6 separate regions of the Homo sapiens genome follow, and regions 2, 3, 4, 5 and 6 are each linked to region 1. Evidence: chromatin contacts called from ENCODE Hi-C or POLR2A ChIA-PET data. All regions are on one chromosome and are shown on one strand. The core of a region is the stretch at or near the end of the contact, and the rest is flanking DNA. Distances in the headings are between cores, read along the strand shown. Region 1 holds the start of MED1 (mediator complex subunit 1). Region 2 holds the start of CASC3 (CASC3 exon junction complex subunit). Region 3 overlaps LASP1 (LIM and SH3 protein 1). Region 4 holds the start of WIPF2 (WAS/WASL interacting protein family member 2). Region 5 holds the start of PIP4K2B (phosphatidylinositol-5-phosphate 4-kinase type 2 beta). Region 6 holds the start of CDC6 (cell division cycle 6).

Evidence for each region. A loop is a pair of places that touch in the nucleus more often than their neighbours do. ChIA-PET counts read pairs that join two places held with the same protein, here RNA polymerase II (POLR2A). Pooled maps may share reads with other maps.
Region 2: a pooled map shows a loop between it and region 1 (18-fold over the local background). The contact joins the promoter of CASC3 here to the promoter of MED1 in region 1. A Hi-C loop is called at or near these places in 9 of 50 pooled maps. POLR2A ChIA-PET finds 5 or more read pairs at or near these places in 7 of 52 experiments (A549, AG04450, CD4-positive, alpha-beta T cell and 4 more).
Region 3: a loop to region 1 is called in a pooled map, with 4 times the contacts of the local background. The contact joins the enhancer-like site here to the promoter of MED1 in region 1. A Hi-C loop is called at or near these places in 2 of 50 pooled maps. POLR2A ChIA-PET finds 5 or more read pairs at or near these places in 9 of 52 experiments (A549, Caco-2, HEK293T and 6 more).
Region 4: a pooled map shows a loop between it and region 1 (15-fold over the local background). The contact joins the promoter of WIPF2 here to the promoter of MED1 in region 1. A Hi-C loop is called at or near these places in 6 of 50 pooled maps. POLR2A ChIA-PET finds 5 or more read pairs at or near these places in 4 of 52 experiments (CD4-positive, alpha-beta T cell, WTC11, activated CD4-positive, alpha-beta T cell and 1 more).
Region 5: a pooled map shows a loop between it and region 1 (23-fold over the local background). The contact joins the promoter of PIP4K2B here to the promoter of MED1 in region 1. A Hi-C loop is called at or near these places in 2 of 37 single-sample maps with no recorded cell type and 14 of 50 pooled maps. POLR2A ChIA-PET finds 5 or more read pairs at or near these places in 1 of 52 experiments (activated CD4-positive, alpha-beta T cell).
Region 6: a loop to region 1 is called in a pooled map, with 16 times the contacts of the local background. The contact joins the promoter of CDC6 here to the promoter of MED1 in region 1. A Hi-C loop is called at or near these places in 1 of 37 single-sample maps with no recorded cell type and 8 of 50 pooled maps. POLR2A ChIA-PET finds 5 or more read pairs at or near these places in 2 of 52 experiments (A549 and B cell).

The regions. Positions count from the first base shown.
Region 1 is chr17:39,449,984-39,453,172 of GRCh38, reverse strand. MED1 (mediator complex subunit 1) reads left to right here and starts at 1,910. Exons shown (of 17, transcript NM_004774.4): 1 at 1,910-2,135. The coding sequence starts at 2,111.
Region 2 is chr17:40,138,495-40,141,938 of GRCh38, reverse strand. It overlaps CASC3 (CASC3 exon junction complex subunit), which reads right to left and starts at 1,402. Exons shown (of 14, transcript NM_007359.5): 1 at 1,160-1,402; 2 at 705-732; 3 at 332-369. The coding sequence starts at 1,390. RefSeq lists enhancers at 1,086-1,385, 851-1,791.
Region 3 is chr17:38,896,544-38,900,250 of GRCh38, reverse strand. It overlaps LASP1 (LIM and SH3 protein 1), which reads right to left. Exons shown (of 7, transcript NM_006148.4): 4 at 1,732-1,839. Among named protein-coding and RNA genes, the nearest start is that of MIR6779, 17 kb to the left of the region's middle. RefSeq lists enhancers at 518-1,037, 1,058-1,377, 1,038-1,559, 1,788-1,897, 3,126-3,647 and 1 more. Within about 2 kb of position 1,815, at least 26 of the 41 ENCODE cell types and tissues checked have a DNase peak (open chromatin) inside an H3K27ac peak, as active enhancers do; they include endothelial cell of umbilical vein, where a contact is called at or near this core.
Region 4 is chr17:40,217,160-40,220,729 of GRCh38, reverse strand. WIPF2 (WAS/WASL interacting protein family member 2) reads right to left here and starts at 1,426. Exons shown (of 8, transcript NM_133264.5): 1 at 1,238-1,426. RefSeq lists enhancers at 807-1,585, 1,486-1,595, 2,036-2,085.
Region 5 is chr17:38,797,803-38,801,032 of GRCh38, reverse strand. PIP4K2B (phosphatidylinositol-5-phosphate 4-kinase type 2 beta) reads left to right here and starts at 1,477. Exons shown (of 10, transcript NM_003559.5): 1 at 1,477-1,767. The coding sequence starts at 1,609. CWC25 (CWC25 spliceosome associated protein) reads left to right here. Exons shown (of 10, transcript NM_017748.5): 10 at 1-592. RefSeq lists an enhancer at 1,482-2,300.
Region 6 is chr17:40,286,011-40,289,430 of GRCh38, reverse strand. It overlaps CDC6 (cell division cycle 6), which reads right to left and starts at 1,552. Exons shown (of 12, transcript NM_001254.4): 1 at 1,341-1,552; 2 at 1-23. The coding sequence starts at 10. RefSeq lists enhancers at 937-1,006, 1,037-1,216, 985-1,792.

The DNA.
Region 1 (3,189 bases), core at 661-3,160:
TTTCTTTTTTTTTTTCAGACTCCGTCTTGCTCTTATTGCCCAGACTGGAGTGCGATGACACGATCTTGGCTCACTGCAACCTCCACTTCCCGGATTGAAGCGATTCTCCTGCCTCAGCCTCCCCAGTAGCTGGGATTACAGGCATGTGTCACCACACCCGGCTAATTTTTTGTATTTTTAGTAGAAATGGGGTTTCACCATTTTGGCCAGGCTGGTCTCGACCTCCTGATCTCAAGTACCTGCCTCAGCCTCCCAAAGGACATTGCTCTCTTATCTTCTAGAGTAGAACTTTTCCAATGGTGTCTCTCATCTGCATTTTCAGATGACAAATGATAACTTCTCATTCCATTCTGTAACCAGAAGTTAGTAAAGTTTATTTATAAGCTTTATAAAGTTAAAAATTTCCTAGCAACACTTAGTACAGACTTTTTTTTTTATTTGTATAGAGTTTCCATGATAAAGTGTAGTTGGGTATCTGGCATTGGTACTTAGGGCATAATAATTAATGAAAAAATTTTGAGCCCCTATGATTATAGTGACCAATCATATTTTCGGAACTCTAAATAAGATTAGCCTATCAAGCGCTAGGGTTGTGTTTTCATGTTTGTTTATTTGTCTGAGACAGAGTCTTGCTCTGCCACCCAGGCTGGAGTGCAGTAGCATGATCTCGGCTCACTGCAACCTCTGCCTCCCAGGTTCAAGCGCTTCTCCTGCTTCAGCCTCCTGAGTAGCTCCGCGACCAGCCGTGTTTTCATGTTTGTATTAGCAGCTCCAAATATACACATATTAGGACTCCACAGATGCTTACTAAGTGAAGAACACTTAGTTTGAGGATAGTAAAGGATACAGTTTTTTCTTTTTGAGACAGTCTCACTCTGTCACCCAGGTTGGAGTGCAGTGACGCGATCTCTGCTCACTGCAACTTTCGCTTCACGGGTTCCAGAGATTCTCCTGCTTCAGCCTCCCGAGTAGCTGGGATTACAGGAGCGCACCACCACACCTGGCTAATTTTTGTATTTTTCGTAGAGACGGAGTTTTACCATGTTAGCCAGGCTGGTCTCAAACTCCTGACCTGATGATCCACCTACCTTGGCCTCCCAAAGTGCTGGGATTACAGGCATGAGCCACTGCGCCTAGCCAGAAATAGTTTTGAAACTAAAAAAATGAGAAAAGGGGAATTAACTGTGCTATAGGCTCGCTTTGAACGTCATGTTACAATGCGCCACTATCTTTCTTAGGATGTAATTATTGCATCTAGTATCTCAGGTTAAACTTATCTTTCATAAGACACTCCTGATACCAATAGCCTTTGAAAATCTAGTCATGGCCGGGTGTGGTGGCTCATGCCTGTAATCCCAGCACTTTGGGAGGCCGAGGCGGGCGGACAGCGAGGTCAGGAGTTCGAGACCAGCCTGGCCAACACGGCGAAACCCCGTCTCTACTAAAAATAGCTGGGCGTGGTGGCGGGTGCCTGTAATCCCAGCTACTCGGGAGGCTGAGGCAGGAGAATCGCTTGAACCCGGGAGGCGGAGGTTGCAGTGAGCCGACATCGTGCCATTGCACTCCAGCCTGGGCGACAAGAGCAAGACTCCATCTCAAAAAAAAAAAAAAAAAAATTAAAAAAAAAAGAAAAGCTAGTCTTTCAGTACAGGGATCTGGAGATTTTAATTTGCGAGCTGTTTAACTGCTAAAATAAAAAAAAAATGGCGGTTTCCGCAGGGGAGCCGAAAGCTACCGGCCGGCAGGTTTAATATCCAGCGGCGCGAGGCCTGAGACAGCTCAGATCAAAGGGAAGACTGCGCTGAAAGAAATCTCGCGAGGCCGACGCATTGACCAATATTCGCGAGATTTCGATGCCCTGTCCTCTTCCTCTCTCTGGCAGGACCACGGTTTATCTCGCGAATTTTGGGAAGTTCCGTTGGGGAAGATGGCGGCGGCCTCGAGCACCCTTCTCTTCTTGCCGCCGGGGACTTCAGATTGATCCTTCCCGGGAAGAGTAGGGACTGCTGGTGCCCTGCGTCCCGGGATCCCGAGCCAACTTGTTTCCTCCGTTAGTGGTGGGGAAGGGCTTATCCTTTTGTGGCGGATCTAGCTTCTCCTCGCCTTCAGGATGAAAGCTCAGGGGGAAACCGAGGGTAAGTGACTGTAGGGGAAAGGAGGGGGCGGGACACAACTGGGGGAGCCAGTTTGTGAGAGGAGGTTCTTGCAGATGTCCCATGGGGGCCACTTTAGGGGCATAGAGTCCAGGAGAGGGAATGTGTATTAGTTTTAGATTGTCACTATACCCTCCTTGGTGATTATAGAGCTTCGACTTTAGGGCGATGGGGACTCTCAACTTCTGTGAAGATTTCATGCTCGACTAGGGCACTTTTGGCCTAAAGTGGTGGGAGACGGGGCAAATGAATACAAAATCAGCTTACATCTCGTTCCAGAAGAGACGCCTGAATAAATTTAGGGCTGTGTGTAAACGTACTGGAGACTATTTTGGCATCAATGAAATGATTAGGTCCTTATATTTATTAGCAGCCAGCAGTTCTCTACAATGTCAAGTGTTCAGATCCTGTGCCATTGTGTATTTTTAAAGTGCGCTGAATTTCGTTCTTTTATTGACCGAACTACGAACTGCAGAAAAACAACTTTTCTGTGGAACTTTACTAAGATTTTCTAAAGTTCCACACTCCGGCTAAGATGCTGCCTTAGCATTTTGGGCATAGTTCTGTTGATACAGTGAACTGTGTTATTGTTTATCTTCTCCAGTTTCCTCTGAGCTTTGCAGATTAGAGTCCTTGCCTGATTATTTTTGTATAGTTTCTGGCACGTAATAGTCGCTCAAAAAGTGTTGGAGCATCGAAGTACAGATATTTATCAGCAGGTTTCTCAAGAAAAACAAAGAGTGTGTTTTGGAGCAGAGGTCGAAAGGTGAGGCCGGGAGCAGTGACTCACACCTGTAATCCCAGCGCTTTGGGAGGCTGCGGCTGGAGGATCCCTGGAGCCCAGGAGTTCGCGACCAGCCTGGGCAACATACTGAGGCCCTGTCTCTACAAAAAAAATAAAAAAATTGCCGGGCACTGTGGCTCACGCGTGTAATCCCAGCACTTTGGGAGGTTGAGGCGGGTGGATCACCTGAGGTTGGGAGATCGAGACCAGCCTGACCAACATGGAGAAAACCCGTCTCTACTAGAAATACAA
Region 2 (3,444 bases), core at 153-2,652, 690 kb before region 1:
GGCTTCTCAACCTACACTGCATAAAACAAACTGTCAAACATCTTTCAGAGGACTTCAAGATATCCTCACTCTCTTATTTAGAACCTCATATTCTTCAGACAGGAAGAGAAGCCAACTAACAGTATAACACCTGTGGCTTGAGACGGCGTGCCCCAAGTTTTCCCTAGGTCTAAAGTGAACAAGACCTTCTGTAACACTTTTTCAGAAGCATAAATGAAGAATACACAAGAGGATAAACACGGAGGTCATGGTACGTTTGCAACGAAGGTGTGTACACGTTTTTAAAAAGCATTTCTGATCTATACCATAGGAAAAAACCTGTCATACTCACTTCCGAGTCTTCTGCACTTTCATAATCCGAGAGAACAGCTGAAATAAAACAGAAATATGTGGAAAAAAAGAAACCCAGAAACATTTTTTGGCTGCTTATTACAGGTCAGACTAAGAGTCTCATTTAATTCTGACATCAACCTACAACGTGGATAAAATTATAGTCCCCACTTACAAAAGGAGAAACAGGCTCAGAGGGTAACTTGCTGAAGACTATACTGCTAAAGCCTATGCTCTTAACCACTATGTTACAAAAAGGCACTCTGTGGCCCTAAATCCGTGACAGTGTGTGAGAATGTCGATGTTGGAAATAGATGACCTGAGTTTATGTTAAAAAAAACTCTTGTCCTAATGGGGTAAAAGATGCTACTCACCATCACCTTCAATGCCATCTTCACTCTCCTGAAAGAAAGCAGAAGACATGGGTTAGTTCTGTGATTTCCAGAGGTGGGGAGCCCAATAAAGAAATGTGGGTGAAAAGCTGAAGATTCAGCACAAAATGGTTGGAGAGGGAGACAGAGATAGGTAAATCTTTATCAAGTAGTAGCCAAGGCAGGTCTGGTCTCCTTCCCTCCAGCCCCGACTTCTGAATAAAACATCCGCTTTCCATCTCCAGCGGCTCTACCATCCTCCCAGAAACCCCCAATCCTTCTTCTTCCCTTGGAACTCCGGATGCAAACTCGCATTGGGATAACTCCCCTTTTCTCTCAAAAACAAAAAAAAGTCCCAGTATCTACTATCAACTCACAGACTACCTAGCATCACCTACACCCCGCCCCCGGCCGGCTCGCCGCCCGGTCCCCACCCCGCCCCGCCTGCGCGCACTCACACACTCCGACTCCTCAGCACTCTTGGCGCCCCCGCTCTCCACCCGCCGCAGATGAAGGGCCCCGGTTCGGCCTCCGCGCTGTGAAGGCAGAGAGCCGCTGCCGCCGCCTCCGGCGCTACCGCTGCAGCTCCCGCCTCCCCGCAACGGGGAGCCGCCGCTGTCGGAGCCCGAAGCACCAGATTCCTCGTCCTCGGTGTCTTGCGAAGCGCGCTGCCGCCGCCGGTCCGCCATCTTACGGAGAACGGCCACCACCGGCGAGGTACTTACGCACCGCGCCCGTCGCAGAGGCTGCTGGGAGGCTGGATAGCTAGTCCCGGCGTGCTACGCGTGCGGCGCTCGGCCATCCCGCTGTGTGTGTGTGTGTGTGTGTGTGTGTGTGTGTGTGTGTGTGTGTGTGTGTGTGTGTTGGGGTGTGTGTGTGTGTGTTGGGGTGTGTGTGTGTGTGTGTGTGTGTGTGTGTGTTGGGGGAGGGGCGGGGCACTGGGCGGGGCCTAGGCCTGCGGCACGTTTGCGGCCGACCCGGATTACGTCTATCGGTGATGTAAGGGGGCGTGGCGCGGCTCCTGACTTCCCTTGGGCAGGCCTAGGGCGAGGGGAATTGAGACTTCAGCAGCCTCCCGGGTTCCTGGCCCGGCCATCTTGGGCTTCCCGAGTGGAAGGAGTCAACCTGTCACAGCTTCACTGCAACACTAGGGCTGTTTCATGGTTTTCTGTTTCCATTTCTCACTTCTACCTACGTTTGAAGCAGGTCAATTTACTGCATTCCTTTGCTTGGTAAAATCACGAATCAAGGTAAATCTTAAAAGCTGTAGTGCTGCGTCAGATTTGCTGCACCAGCCTTGTTTAAGATAACGGGCGAAGGAGAAACCAGTTGTCTGCAGTGAAGCCAGAGGACTTCTTGTTGCAGCGTTTTCTCTGTGTTCTCATTTCCTCTTCACGTTTCTTCCCACCCCAGCCATCACCTGTCCCAAAGTGCAGGCTGGTATGATGCCAGTATTACCGGTTTTGTTTTGGCTTTTTCGAGGCAGGGTCTCACTCTGTTGCCCAGGCTGGAGTGCAGTAGCGCGGCTCACTGCAGCCTTGACCTCCCAGGCACAGGTGACCTCCTTGCCTTAGCTTCCTTAGTAGTTGGGACAACGGGCACACACTACCACACCCGGCTAATTTTTCTGTTTTTTGTAGAGATGGGGTCTCGCTCTTGCCCAGGCTTGTCTCCTGGCTGGGATCAAGCGATCCTTTCGTCTCAGCCTCCCAAAGTGCTGGGACTACAGGCATGAGCTACTGCCCTTGTCAGGATTTTAGAACCTATTTAAAAATAAATGGTCAGTAGAAACAGATGTTGATTCAAAATCCTGACATTATTTCCTTCTTAAGGTTTATGGAAATTATTTCATTTTGGCAAGGCATTGGCCACCATTGAAAAGAATCAGTGTGTTTTCTTTGGACCATTATAAGGATATACAAAGTGCATGAGCTAAGTTTTTAGTGCACCTACAGGAGTGCACGTTAATAATGTATGTTATCAAACAAAGGCCACCATGGCATAGAATTCTTCCCTGAGTAAAATATTTTTTTTTTTTTTGAGAGGGAGTCTCACTCTGTCTGTCGCCCAGGCTGGGGTGCAGTGGGGTGATCTCGGCCCACTGAAAGCTCCGTCTCCCGGGTTCACGCCATTCTCCTGCCTCAGCCTCCCGAGTAGCTGGGACTACAGGTGTCTGCCGCCAGGCCCGACTAACTTTTTATGTTTTTAGTAGAGATGAGGTTTCACCGTGTTAGCCAGGATGGTCTCGATCTCCTGACCTCGTGATCCGCCGTTCTTGGCCTCCCAAAGTGCTGGGATTACAGGCGTGAGCCACCGCGCCCGGCCTTTCCTGAGTAAAATTTTTATAAATGACATGGTTAAGGATCCTGATGTTTATCAAATTTATAGATAACATGAAACTGGAAGTAATTATGAATGCCTTCAGAGATGAAAGGAAAATTCAAGGCCGGGCGCGGTGGCTCACGCCTGTAATCCTAGCACTTTGGGAGGCCGAGGCGGGCAGATCACGAGGTCAGGAGATCAAGACCATCCTGGCTAACACGGTGAAACCCCGTCTCTACTAAAAATAAAAAAAAATAGACGGGCGTGGTGGCAGGCGCCTGTAGTCCCAGCTATTCGGGAGGCTGAGGCAGAATGGCGTGAACCCGGTAGGCGGAGCTTGCAGTGAGCCGAGATCGCGCCACTGCACTCCAGCCTGGGAGACAAAGAGATTCTGTTTCAAAAAAAAGAAAAAAAGAAAATT
Region 3 (3,707 bases), core at 566-3,065, 550 kb after region 1:
GTGCTATCATGCCTGGCTAGTTTTTGTATTTTTTTTTTTTTTTTTTTTTTTTTGTAGAAACAGTTTTGCTATGTTGCCCAGGCTAGTCTCAAACTCCTGGGCTCAAGCAATCCTCCCACCTCAGTCTCCCAAAGTGTTGGGAATACAGTCCTCAAAGGGGCTGTATTATGTGAGGGTGTATAGGGGCCTGCAACCAGCATCTTTAGAAAAGATCTGAATGTGGCCGGGTGCGGTGGCTCACACCTGTAATCTTAGCACTTTGGGAGGCCAAGGCGGGCACATCACCTGAGGTCAGGTGTTCAAGACCAGCCTGGCCAACATGGTGAAACCCTGTCTCTACCAAAAATACAAAAATTGGCCGGGGGTGGTGGTGTGCACCTGTAATCCCAGCTACTCCACTTGGGAGGCTAAGGCAGGAGAATCACTTGAACCCTGGAGGCGGAGCACCACTGCACTCCAGCCTGAGCAACAGAGTGAGACTCTGTCTCAAAAAAAAAAAAAAAGATCTGAACGCCCTCTAAGTAGGAAGTACTCATTCATGAAAGCTTCCATTCTGTTTTCCCTCTACATAAATGTATGCCTGTCAGATGGGTCAAGACGTACAATGTATATTTTACTGTAGGCTGAAGTCAGAGTTTGAAAGCCACCATTTTGGGCATGGCTGGTTCTGCTGTCTGTGGGCTGCCTGTGCTTCTGAAATCCACCTGACCCACCACTGCAGCCCACTCTATGCACGGCCCAGCCAAGCTCTTAAAGGAGCGCCCTGCTGAGGTGGCCAGGTGGAGGGTAGGAAGGGATGTGGAGCCCAGGGAGTGGGTGCTGAGACCACCGGAAAGCCAGGCTCCCCCGGCAATCTCTATCCCCAGTTCCTCAGCCCAGAGCAACAATGGGCAGCTCACTGATCCCTTCCTGTTCCAGACACGAAGACAGCTGCCTGCCTAAACCCTCCCTGGCAGGACCTCCTAGGCCAGGCTGGCTGGGCAGCCCCTGCAGTTCTGTGTGCGCATCCCCCATGGTTGCTGCTCACCGCAGTGCCCTGCCCCCGCATGCCTAAAGCCACACAGGCTGCTTGCCTGTGGCTCTGCCAAGCAGGAAACTGAGGCCTGTTCTCTGGCCACAGGTGCCATGGAGGGCACACGATGCTGGGGACAGTTGATCCCCTGCCCACTCTCCATGCCCACCCCTGCCACAGCCAGATGCCACTGACCATCAGGGAGGCGGGGGGTGTGAGCCAGGGGGTGCAGGGCTGGCGGGTGAAGCTGGCTGGGGTTTTTACACAGGAAGGAAGAGCAGGCTGATGTGGGGGAGGAGGCCAAGGAAGGGCGGAAATGACTGCAATGTCAGCACCCAGGCGCAGACCAGGGGAGGCCAGGTGCTCCCCGCCCCCCAGTTTTGACCTTTGTGCTAAGATGAGACATGCAGTCTTCACCGATACCCACGATATCCAGAAAAAAGAACAACAGTCAGAGAGAGTGGGGGCTGATTTAGCACACAGGCCCCCACAGAATACAGTCCCTTCAAGAAGAAAATGCTATGCGTGCTGGTGGTCTGGGGGTACACAGAGAAGAGGCATCTGGGAACCCCAAGCTCTTCCCCAGGCCCACCCTGGAGGGCAGGGGTAGTGGAGGCACTGGCCTCATTCACATCTGCCAGGCTTGCGTCTGCCAGGCTGGCAGGAAGGGGACCAAACAGAGGGCAGCAGGGATGCCGCAGGGCAGGGCAAGAGCTCACGTTACTGATCTGGTCCTGGGTCTTCTTGATTCTCTGGAGCTCGGGCGTGTCTGCCACTACGCTGAAACCTTTGCCCTTGTTCTTCTCAAACTCCTCCTTGTAGCGCACCTGCAGGAGGGGAGGAAGAGGGATTGGAGTCAGGCCAGGAGCCGAAAGGGCCTCGGCTTGGGGCCCCTCTGAGGCAGCAACCAGTCAGGAGACAGGGACAGGGAGTCAGCAGAAAGACCCTGATCAGAAGTCCCCAACTCAAAGCAGAGGCCTCAGCCAAAAGGTGTTAGACTCGTAATAATAAGCCACTACCAAGTCTTTGGTGCACAGTGAATGGCAGGCACAGAGTCCAGGGCCTTACATGAACCATCTCATTTAGATCCCACCATACATATAGCCACGCAATTAACAGCTCCAATTTACGGATCAGGAAACGGAGCCACAGAAAGGCAAAGTCCCCTGCCCAAGGTCACAGAGCTTAGCAGTCAATGTCCGGCACTACCAGAGTGCAAACCCTCATCTGCCTGACTCTTGACCCTTCACTCCCTGCCCATCCTGTCTGGAAGCTTATAGGAAAAAGGTTCTTTCCAGGGCTCCCAGGGTGGCCCCAGCCCTCATGTTAGCCAGGATGTGGCCCTGCCCACTACGCCTGGGGGAGCTTTTCAGCAACCAGCTGAGTGAGGGCTGTGCCAAAGGACAGAGTTGGTGCCCAGAAAGGAGGGTGGTGAGACAGCCCCAGGGAAGGCTCCATCAGTGCGCCTTTGACAGGCCCCGCGGATTCTGGGAGCCTGCCGGGATGGCTTCAGAGGCCACCGCCATAGGAGGGGAGGAAAGCAGCGGGGGTCAGACAGCATCTCAGCAGGTCTCCAAGCTCCAGGGAAGAACCCTTCCACCCCACCACAGTACTAGAGGGACTCAAGTCAGACATCAGAAAGGACTTCCCTGGCACGAAAGGAATTGAAATATGAGGAACAGCTTGTCCTCCCCTGAGGGTTTTGAAGAACAGAATGAGGCTGAGAAAACTCATGGAACAGGAAACTATTCCTTGGCTTCCAGAGACTTCACTGTCCACCTCATCAGCCATCTGTTCCAGACCCCACCAGCTGCTTGGATTTCCTCCACGGGGGCTGCACTGTCCTGGACACAGGTCAGCCCAGGACACAAACCCAGGCAGTTCCCTGGCAGGGAATCATCTGGCAGCAGCACCGAGCTGTGCTTGGACTGGAGCGACTGCGCATGCGCATGCAGCCACGGCCACACCTGTCAGGTCCTCTGCACATGCCTGTGGGGGTCAGAGTCCTTGTTTGTCTCCTGAAGCCCCCAGTCACTCATCCATGTGGTTCCCTCTCCTTCTCTGTTCTGATCCAGACAAGAAGGGCTTGGATGTGCTGTTCCCCATTAGTTCAGAAGTGAATGCAGTGGATAGAGGCACCAACCCACCCCAAGAGTCCAGAACCTGCCTAGCACCAGCTCTTCCTCAGTCCTGGAAGCCCTGGGCCAGCACGGTGACTCTTAGTGGGAGGCCCTTTGGGAAGCGGGCATCGGGGAAGGTAGGGCACTCAGAGGCAGAGAAATGTAGCTCCAGATACAGAAGCCCTGCATCTCAAGCCCCTGGCCTCGGTTTCTTCATCTGTAAAAGAGTTGTGACAGAAATCAGGTATAATATGGGGAGGGGGCTTCTTATCACCAAGTCTGGGCACAAAGCCAGGCGGAGCTAGCACTAACGCAGGCTCAGTCTCCCACTTCTGAGTGATCTTGGGCCAACGACTTCACATCTCAAGACTCAGTTCCCACATCTGTAAAATGGGGACCATAACGCCAGTCACTCCAACCCACGATACAGACAGTGGCTCTAAAGCAGCAGCGCACTGTGGAGGGCCAGTGTGAAAGTGCTCTGTCAGCAATGAAGTGCTGAACGAGTGCCAGTCCCCCACTCCGTCCCCTGCTTCCTGGCTTTGCAAGGGTCAGGCCCCTAATCCAGGGGAATA
Region 4 (3,570 bases), core at 177-2,676, 770 kb before region 1:
TGCGGAGGCCGAGACAGGAGGATCACTTGAGCCCAGGAATTCCAGACTAGCCTGGACAACAGGGCAAGACTCTGTCTCCAACAACAACAACAAAAAAATATATATATATACATATATATATATATATATATATATATATATATATATATATATATACACACACACACGTTAGGCGGGAGTAGTGGTCACACCTGTGGTCCCAGCTATTGGCGGGGCTTAGGTGGAAGGACCACTTCAGCCCGGGAGGTCGAGGCTTTAAGGAGCCATGATCATGCCACTGCACTCCAGCCCGGGCGACAGAGTGAGACCACGTCTCTTAAAAGAAAAAAAAAGAAAAAAGAATTCCATCACATATCAGTTCCTTGCCTCAATGCTATTTTTAAGAACTTTCCTTCCTGATAAAAAACTCGACCATACACACTGCCATGCTGAACACTTTAACATTTCCATCTTGGCCGGGTGCAGTGGCTCACACCTGTAATCCCAGCACTCTGGGAGTCCAAGGTGGGAAGATCGCTTGAGCCCAGGAGTTCAAGACTAGTCTGAGCAACATAGCCAGACCCCACCTTTAAAACAAAAAAAAAAAAATTCCATCTTCCCTCACTTCACACCACTTCAACATGAACCCTCAACTCCAGACGTTCCAATGCGCATCTTAACATTCTCAATCCAACCTTTAACTAAATTCTGATTCCTTTTCAAAGAACGCTCTCAAGATTCCCTCTAGTGTAAGCAGTTTCCCGAGCCATCTTCCCAAACACTAGCTTTCACCTAACTCAATCCCCAAAATGTCACACTGGACTCCTCACCCACAGCATCCTGCTAATTAGCCGTTCCCAACAGGTCCTCCGTTCCCGTCTCCCTTTTTGCGCACGATTACCTCGTTCCTCACAGAGTTGCCGCCTTAACTCACCCAACCCTTCAGGAGCCCTTATTGCCTGTCTCTCAAAAACGTTCCTCCCCATTTTTCCAGTCCCCGCTCGCCCCATACCAATATTCGACCACTCCTCCCCAGATTCCCCACGCCCTCTCTCCTCCAGGTTCTTCCGATACAGTCCCCCGGCCCCCCGCCCCTCAGGCCCCACCCGCAAGACCCCTCTCCCCCTCCGGCCCCTCCTCTAATGCCCCCCTCTCTTCTCAAGCCCCGCCCCGAGCCCCCCTCCCCGCGACTTTCCCTCCCACTCAGGTCCGCAGGTCATTTCAGCGACTGACCCAGCCGCCCCGGCCTCTTTCCGACCTGGCCGCAGCTGCTCTGGGAGCGAATCCTCTGCCGCCTACACTCCGGCTTCGTCCTGTCCTGCTCGCCCCCCGGCAAGCTCTTTCTCGCCGTCGCCGCCGCCGCCGCCGCCGCCGCCGCCGCCACCGCCCCTTTTGCCAACCCGGAAATGGATCTGCTCCCACCGTCCCCAGCGTCCGCGAACAAAATGGAGGCGGGGGAAAAAGGAGGAGAGAGCAGGGAGCGGAGAGATGCGAGACGCATGCGCCCCTGGGAAGCCCGCCCCCTGCCGGCCCACGTAAAGGCGGAAGCGGTTGAGTGGACGCCATCTTAGGAAGGTCACAGGAATTCCGCTTACCAGCTAAAAGCTGGGTTTGCAACTTTAGCTGCAATTGGAATCACCTGGCAAGATTTAAATACTATGATGCCTGGTTCCCACCCCTGGAAATTATAATTTAATTCTGGGGTGCAGCCTAGGCATCAGGAAATTGTTGCAGGTGATTCTAACGTGTTGCCAAGGTGGAGAACCACTGAGCTAAACAGTCATTGTTGAATATACTCCTTTCGTCTTTAATCCGCCGCACACACACACACCCTCCCCCCTAAATATCCTTCCTTAATCTCGAGTTAACGAAGAACCCGCCTCGGCCAACCTTGCAAAGGCCAAGTAGTCAAGCTCCGGTTGTCATGGCAACAGAGGCAGGCCACTGCTCACAAGTCATCATTTACGTCATCTTACCCACCTGACTCGAACACCGTCTCTTCTTTCTCGGGCTGGGGTTTCCTCCAGCTTCCAGGGCTATAGGATGGTGCTGTGGACCCCTCCAGCTGCTTGGGCCAGAGAGAGAAATCCTGTGCCCTCTTTGATGGAGCTGCTGTTAAACCCTGACAGCTGACTAAGTATCTCTCCCTAGTCCACCCAGAAAAGCGCTTTCCATTATAGCTTCAAAATACTCTTGGTTTAATTCCATTCCCAGCACAGAATCCGAAGTAAGGGGGCAAGATTGGGACTTAGTCCCCATTACTTACAAGCTGTGTGCCATTGGGCCTTAGCTACCCTATCTGTAAAATGGGTCTAATAGTGCCTGTCCCGTCTGTCTCATAGAGTTGTTGCAAAGCTGAAATCAGTTAATGAATGGGAAAACGTGATAGAGCATAAGTTGTTATTATTTTTGTTTTCCTTCTATTCTGCCATGAGTAGTACTAGGCACCACCCACTAGTCAAGTAAATGTCACATTGAGTACCTGCTAAACACCAGGAGATGGCTACAGAGGTGACTAAGACAGAGCCTCTGCCCTCAGGGAACTCACTACGTTGGTGGGCAGACTGGCATAAACAGCTAGCTGAGATACAAGTCAGCGTGTGATTAGTGCTGTGGGACGTCAGACAAGGGAGCAATTAATTCCTGCTAAAGAATGGAAGGAGGTTTCCTAAATGGTTTGGAGCTGGGCCTTGAAGGATGAATGGAATTTTATTATTAATCAGAGAAGGCAGGGAACACAGCAGGCATAGGGATCAAGGACACGAGGTAAAGATTTTCAGCTGTCTACATCCTGCATGGCCATACGTGGGGCGATGGAGCCAGGGAGATGGTGGGTCCAAACACCTTACCAGAGCCTCCCAACTCTTCAACCTCATCCCCTGCCTGTCCCCTCCTCACTCACTCTACATTATGAGGACCTGATTTCTATCACTGCAATGTACCCCATTCAGCAGTTCCCACCTCAGGGACTGTGTACTGGCTATCCTCCGCCTCTTCCTCATTTTTCAAGCCTTACTGCAAATGCTTCGTCCTCAGAGGGCATTCACTGCCCACTGTAGCTAATGTAAAGCCCCATGCTCTATCACACACTCTGTGATAAGGGCAGCCGCTGGGATGAATATAGGGACATCTCACCCAGACTTGGGGAAATAGTGATATAGGCTTCATGAAAAAGGTAAATGGCCCAAGTGCAGTGGCTCATGCCTGTAATCCCAGCACTTTGGGAGGCTGACAGGGGGGATCGCTTGAGCCCAGAAGTTCAAGACCAGCCTGGGAAACATGGTGAAATCTTGTTACTACAAAAATTACCCGGATATAACCGGGCACGGTGGCTCACGCCCGTAATCCCAGCACTTTGGGAGGCCAAGGCGGGCAGATCACCTGAGGTGGGGAGTTCGAGACCAACCTGACCAACATGGTGAAACCCCGTCTCTACTACAAATACAAAATTAGCCAGGTGTGTTGGCACATGCCTGTAATCCCAGCTACTTGGGATGCTGAGGCAGGAGAATCGCTTGAACCCAGGAGGCGGAGGTAGCGGTGAGCTGAGATCACTCCATTGCACTCTAGCCTGGGCAACGAGAGTGAGAC
Region 5 (3,230 bases), core at 228-2,727, 650 kb after region 1:
TGGGCGGATCACGAGGTCAGGAGATCGAGACCATCCTGGCGAACACGGTGAAACCCCGTCTCTACTAAAAAAATACAAAAAATTAGCCGGGCGTGGTGGCGGGCGCCTGTAGTCCCAGCTACTCGGGAGGCTGAGGCAGGAGAATGGCGTGAACCCAGGAGGCGGAGCTTGCAGTGAGCCGAGATTGTGCCACCGCACTCCAGCCTGGGTGACAGAGCGAGATTCCGTCTCAAAAAACAACAGCAACAAAACAAAACCCTCGAGGGGCCACTCTCCTGTCTTTACTCCTTTTCCCTTCTCTATTCTTTCACCAGAAGCCCTCATTTGACCAGTGAACTCCTAGGCCCTCTTGACCCGCACATTAGCTGGGCGATTTCCTTGTTCTGCTAATTCCTAATTCTGCTTAAAATGTATTTGGATTTCTGTTTTTGAACACTTATGATGCCAGGCACTGTAATGCTTGAAACCCGATCTTTCCCTAGAGAATGTAACATACGTTTTTATTCATTTAATCACTTCATTATGCCGGGGTTAATTATGTTTATTTTATAATTGGTAATAAAGGCCACATTTATTTTTGTAACTGTTTAAAGAGCGACCACCTGTGGAGTACCGTGTTTACGAATTTCCATGCAGAAAGAACAACGTTGACCTGTAATTTGTGTCGAATATATGGAGATCCCTCATCTGAGAATTATGTAACAAAGCGTGGGGCAGTTTACTCAAAGATTTTACGAAATGAGCCAGAGTAAGACGATTAGTGGGATAGGTGTCTGAAGGTGCTGGCGGCCTCTGAGCTCTGACCCTTTGCGGGGAGAACAGGCAGCAGGTGGGTGGGCGCGGGGCCCATTCATAAAAACCAGTGTTCCTGGCCTGCTTCTCTCATTGGCCCTGGGGGCAAGGGGCGTGCCCCGCGGGTGGAGCGCGCCCGGGGCCCAGCAGAGTGGGCAGATCCACGCTTAGGTGGAGCGAGGGGGCGTTCCTTGGCTTTCTAGGCTGGACTTTCTCTTCCCCTTGCTGCGTCCCTCCTCTCCCCCGGGGTGGGCATGGTACGTCCCGCCCTCCTCGCATTCCCGTCCCTCCTTCCCTTCCGGAGCGGTGGCATCGCCGCCATCTTGGCATTCGGGTTGCGGGAAAGAGCCAAACCCTGGCGTTGGGGGGCCCGGGCGGGGAGCCCCTCCCGCGGTCCACAGCGACGCCTGCCCAGCCCTCCTCCCCTTCCGGCTCCGGCACGGGGCCCCGAGGCGTTCGGAGGCCAGGCGGGTTTCTGTCAGGCCCGGGGAGGAGGGGCGGGCGGGGCGGCCGCTGCCTCCCCGGGACGGGCCGTACCACGCGGACGGGGAGGACGGGGCCAGGGGACTGCAGGGCGGCTGCACCGCCCGGGGGCGGGGTGCGGAGCGGGCCGGCGGGCTCCCCGGGGCGGGGCGGGAGGGCGGGGCGTGGGGCGGACGGAACCACCGGGGCGGGGTGGGAGGTAACGGGACGGGCGCGACCATGGCGCGGTGAGGGAGCGGGGGTGGGGATCGGTCCGGGGGAGGCCTGAGGCCGCTGGCTTGTGCGCTGTCTCCGCCGCCCCCCTCTTTCGCCGCCGCCGCCGCCGCCCCGGGCATGTCGTCCAACTGCACCAGCACCACGGCGGTGGCGGTGGCGCCGCTCAGCGCCAGCAAGACCAAGACCAAGAAGAAGCATTTCGTGTGCCAGAAAGTGAAGCTATTCCGGGCCAGCGAGCCGATCCTCAGCGTCCTGATGTGGGGGGTGAACCACACGGTAACCAGCTCCTGCGCGCCCCTCTGAGCGCGGCCCCGCGCGCTCCCACGCCCCCTGCAGCCCTGGGCCCTTGCCCCGCAGGCCCTGCCGGTGACGCCTGCCACCCCTCGCCAAGCCACTTGCACGCCCACCCCACCCTTGCACGCCTTTCGGCCCCGTGTGCACTCCCCGCACGCCACGCGAGGCCTGGTGTCTCTGTGGTCTGCCGTCGCCACCTCCCCTTCCCTCCAGCCCTTCTGGCTTCCTGCGTGTGGCGTGCTCGCTTGGGGCAGCCCATGGAGCGCAAAGGCAAGGCCTCAGTGCAGTGGAGTCGCTTTCATCCCTGCTTCTCCTCCTCCCCCCTCATCCTGTTTGTGAGGGTGTATATTCCCCCTTGTTCCTTACAGCCGGCTGCCAGCTCTGTCAAGTAGCAGTGGTCTGCCCAAATAGTCCTCTCTTTCTGATCGTTTGGTTGTTGTGGCTGCTCAAATTCTTCCATCCTCCAGGCCTCCTTACCTTTGAATGTAGAACTCCACCCTGGGTTTCCTTTTTTTTCCCTCTTGAACAAGATGTATCAACTGGAGAAGCACAGGCTTCCTTGAACCAGACACTTCACCTGGGTCTCTCTGGGTTAGGGAGAAGAAAGAATGGCTATTAACCATTTGAGAGAAGAGGATGCCTGGTTATAAGGAGGGACTATTCATAGTAGAAATAATATGTCTTCCCATAGTTTTTGAAGGTGATCATTTTAAAGATGTTGACTTATCTGTTGTGTGGCTGCAATGTTGTGATGATGCATAGTGATTATGGTCCTAGATAGGAGAGATAGGTCCCCTGGGTCCTTAGGGTGCTTTGAGATTGTTCAACAGCCCCTGCCAGGAAGTTGGATCCTGACAGTTTAAGCTGGAAGACTGTTTATGTGGTGTTTGTTCAGGGTCTTTATTCTCCCTCTTCCAACCACTTGCTCTTTGCCTTCTGACCATTTCTTTATGAATCCCCACACTAGGAATGAGCAGAGGAAGTAAAAGGACCCGAAACACCAACTTCACTAACTAGAATTTTGGAATAAGGAGGATCAAGCTTGGGTTTCCTGTGGATTTCAGTTCTTTAGGTTCACTTGTGAGTGCTTGAAATTGCTCACAAGACCAAGCGATGACAAAGAGGGCCAGCAAGACTTTGCATTGCTTTGGCAGAGGAGCTGAAGGTGCCTTTGGGTGGAGATCGATGAACCGTAATCTGAGCTAGGGTTTTAGATCTTGACCTGTCATTTAGGAAAGTGCATGTGTAAATTGAGGTCTCTGTGGTTTCTTGGTCTTGGGCAGGTTACTGTTTTCACTGTCATCACTGGTGTTAGTGAGGGTCCTGCCAGGATAGCGAGTACCAGTGGTATAATGCCCAGACCTCTAGGAGCTGCTTCGGGCCAACAATCCAGCCCAGTTTGTTACTCGGTCTTCCTGCTGTCCCAGGGGTCATCTGACAACATT
Region 6 (3,420 bases), core at 303-2,802, 840 kb before region 1:
TTTGAGGCATGACGACAGCACAGCTAGATTAAAAAAAATAAGAGGACAACTAGTCAATATGTGAAAGTGAAGAGAAAATAACTAACATGGAATTTATTTATACTGATGATTAACACTTATTTCCTAATTATGTTATCACACTTATTTTAGCATTCACTTTTGCTTCACATCCAAATCTATGCAAGAACAGCTGACATTTGTTGTCTACCTACTACGTGGAAGGGCGCTGTTATAAACACTTTAGGTACCAACTCGTTTAACAACGATCTTAGGAGTAGGTACTATTATTAGCCTTTATTTTACACATGAGAAAACTGAGATAAACAGTGGCCCAAAGTCACAGAAAAACAGGAATGTAACCCCGGGCATCTGGTGCCAGAGCCCAAGTTCTTAACCAATTGAGCGATGCAATAACAAGTTACCTGAAATGGGCCGGGCGCGGTGGCCCACGCCTGTAATCCCAGCACTTTGGGAGGCTGAGGCGGGCGGATCACCTGAGGTCAGGAGTTCGAGACCAGCCTGACCAACATGGAGAAACCCCGTCTCTACTAAAAATACAAAAATTACGGCCAAACGCGGTGGCTCACGCCTGTAATCCCAACACTTTGGGAGGCCGAGACGGGCCGAGACCATCCTGGCTAACACGGTGAAACCCCGTCTCTACTAAAAATGCAAAAAATTAGCCGGGCGTGGTGGTGGGCGCCTGTAGTCCCAGCTACTCGGGAGGCTGAGGCAGGAGAATGGCATGAACCCGGGAGGCGGAGCTTGCAGTGAGCCGAGATCGCGCCACTGCACTCCAGCCTGGGAGACCGAGCGAGACTCCGTCTCAAAAAAAAAAAAAAAATTAGCCGGACGTGGTGGCGGGCGCCTGTAGTCCCAGCTACATGAAGAGGCTGAGGCAGGAGAATGGCTTGAACCCGGCAGGCAGAGGTTGCAGTGAGCCGAGATCGCACCACTGCACTACAGCCTGGGCGACAAGAGCGAGACTCCGTCTCAAAAAAAAAAAAAAGTTACATGAATTGATTTATATAGAACTTCTAGTTTCCTCCCTCCAGGCACGCGGGGTGTCTTTATCACCAGTTCAGCCCAGCACCCGCCACATTTAGTCTCTTCTATCCCAAGCCCTCACACTGCAGCTCAGTCTTCCCTCAGTTCTTTCCGCCCCTGCACTCAGTCCTCATTCTAGGCAGCTCTCAACGCACCCCAGAATATTTCCTTCCTACAACTTTCACCTCCTTCACACCACGCATAACTGCTAGAACTACCCCGAGGGCACCTGCCCTTTCCCTGATCCCGACCTCAGACCTCCAGCGAGCTCAGCTCTTTTCCCTTCACTTCACCTCAGGCCTCGCCGGAACCCGCAGCCTTCACCCAGCTCCGCTGCCTCACAGACCCCAGGCCTCCTCGAGCAATCCTCTTCTTTCCACCTCCTCAGTGCAGGATCCTTCTCACGTCTCTCACACGCAGCCTCTCGGACTCACCACCACAAGCCCCTGAACAAACTGCACAGCGGCAGCAGCAAACTCCAGCCGCGCTCGCGCCAAATCCGAATGGCCACAGCGTTCCCACCTCCCGCCAAAGCCCGGCCTCGATTCTGATTGGCTGTAGTCACAGAGCCTTTCGCCTTGGGCACCGCCTCTTTTTTTGCTACCAATCCAGTGGAAGAGTTACAGCCAATGAGAGAGCCCCAAGTCTTAGAGTCGCTGTGAGGCCACGACCACTGAACGGGGGAGGGAATCTACATCCGGGGCCTCGGTGGAAAGACGCGCGATTGCGGCAGGGCGACTCTGGGTAAAGCGGGCCGGCCCGCCGCAAAGCACGCTGGGAGGCGTAGTCTTTGCTGCCGCGCAGTCGCACTCTTCCTTCGACTGGAAGTGTCAAGATGTGGTTCCCCTTCTCACTGCCTAAAGTACCCATTTGCATCATCCTGATGGGCTAGATTTTCAGAACTGCTACATGATACCTACCGTTTTGGGTTCTGTGCGCCAGGTATGATGCTAGGCACTTTCCTTACCTCTCTAATGCTCAACCTCGCAAAGTACAAAGCAAACTTCTATACAAGGTTAGAGGTCACAGCATCTTGGTGACAGTGAAGAGCCTAGGATCCAGATCTCCTGATGGCTGAACTAGTGATTTTTATGGTAAAGTTCTACACACCTATATAAAGAAAAACTATGCTTCATCATAGTATCTCTTGATTTGTGCTTCAAAGGTGAGAAACAGAGCCAACTCTTTACTTTTATTTCGTTCAACCTAAGAATATTATGTTCTGTGCATCTTCTTACCATTAATCCACACATCATGGGGAGGGAATTATGACCCCTTAATTTTAAAATCTTTTATGGCGAAACACTAGGGTTTCAGGGCCAGGGAAGACAGCTATATAGAAGAGGCAAGCTGAGTTTTTAATGAAAAATATAAATTAGCGCAGTAATTTGAAGGCCAGCTTCCAAAGCCAATAATTCATCTAAGCCTCAGGTTCCTTTAGAGGCCAGAACCCAATTCTAGGTGATGGTAAACATTTATCTTTTACCCCTCAGTAACAAACAAAATAGAGCCATAAAGCCTAGAAAGAGGGAAGCAACAATATTACGATCATCAGTGAATTGGTACCTAGTTCATGAAGAGAGCCAATATTGAGTGCTTAAGTGTATGCCAGGGGCTGTGCTCAGTATTTTACCTACATCACCTTATTAATCTTCACAAGCACCCCCATGAACCTGGTGTTATTTCACTTTACAAATGAGGGAACTACAGTAGAGGGGAGTTGAGTAAACTTGCCCAAGGTCACACAACTAGTAAGTGGAAGAGCTAGAATTTGAACTCTGAACTCTGACAGAAAATCAAACTCTTGACCACTTTATCATAGGGGGATGATTAGACAGATTCAGGTTCTAAACAGGAAGAGATGGTGGAGTACATTTCGTGAAGGCTTTTTAGCAGCTGAAAACTACAAAAGTGAAGAGAATGGGCTGCCATGAATGGAGAAAGTTACCACACAATGGAAGCTTTTTTTTTTTTTATTTTTGAGACAAGTCTCATTTTATCACCCAGGCTTGAGTGCCGTGCCATGATCTCGGCTCACTGCAATCTCCACCACCTGGGTTCAAGCCATTCTCCTGCCTCAGCCTCCTGAGTAGCCGGGACTACAGGCACGCGTCACCACGCCTGGCTAATATTTGAATTTTTAGTAGAGGGGTTTCACCATGTTGGCCAGGTTGGTCTCAAACTCCTGACTTCATGATCCACCCACCTCAGCCTCCCACAGTGCTGGGATTACAGGCATGAACCACCGCTCTTGGCCACAGTGGAAGCTTTTAAAAGGACTAGATGGTATTTCTGATGTCTTAGTAGGATAGTAGAACTCAGGAAGCAACCTTCACTGTTCGTATTTTTATAACATGGGCACCTAAGAATTGC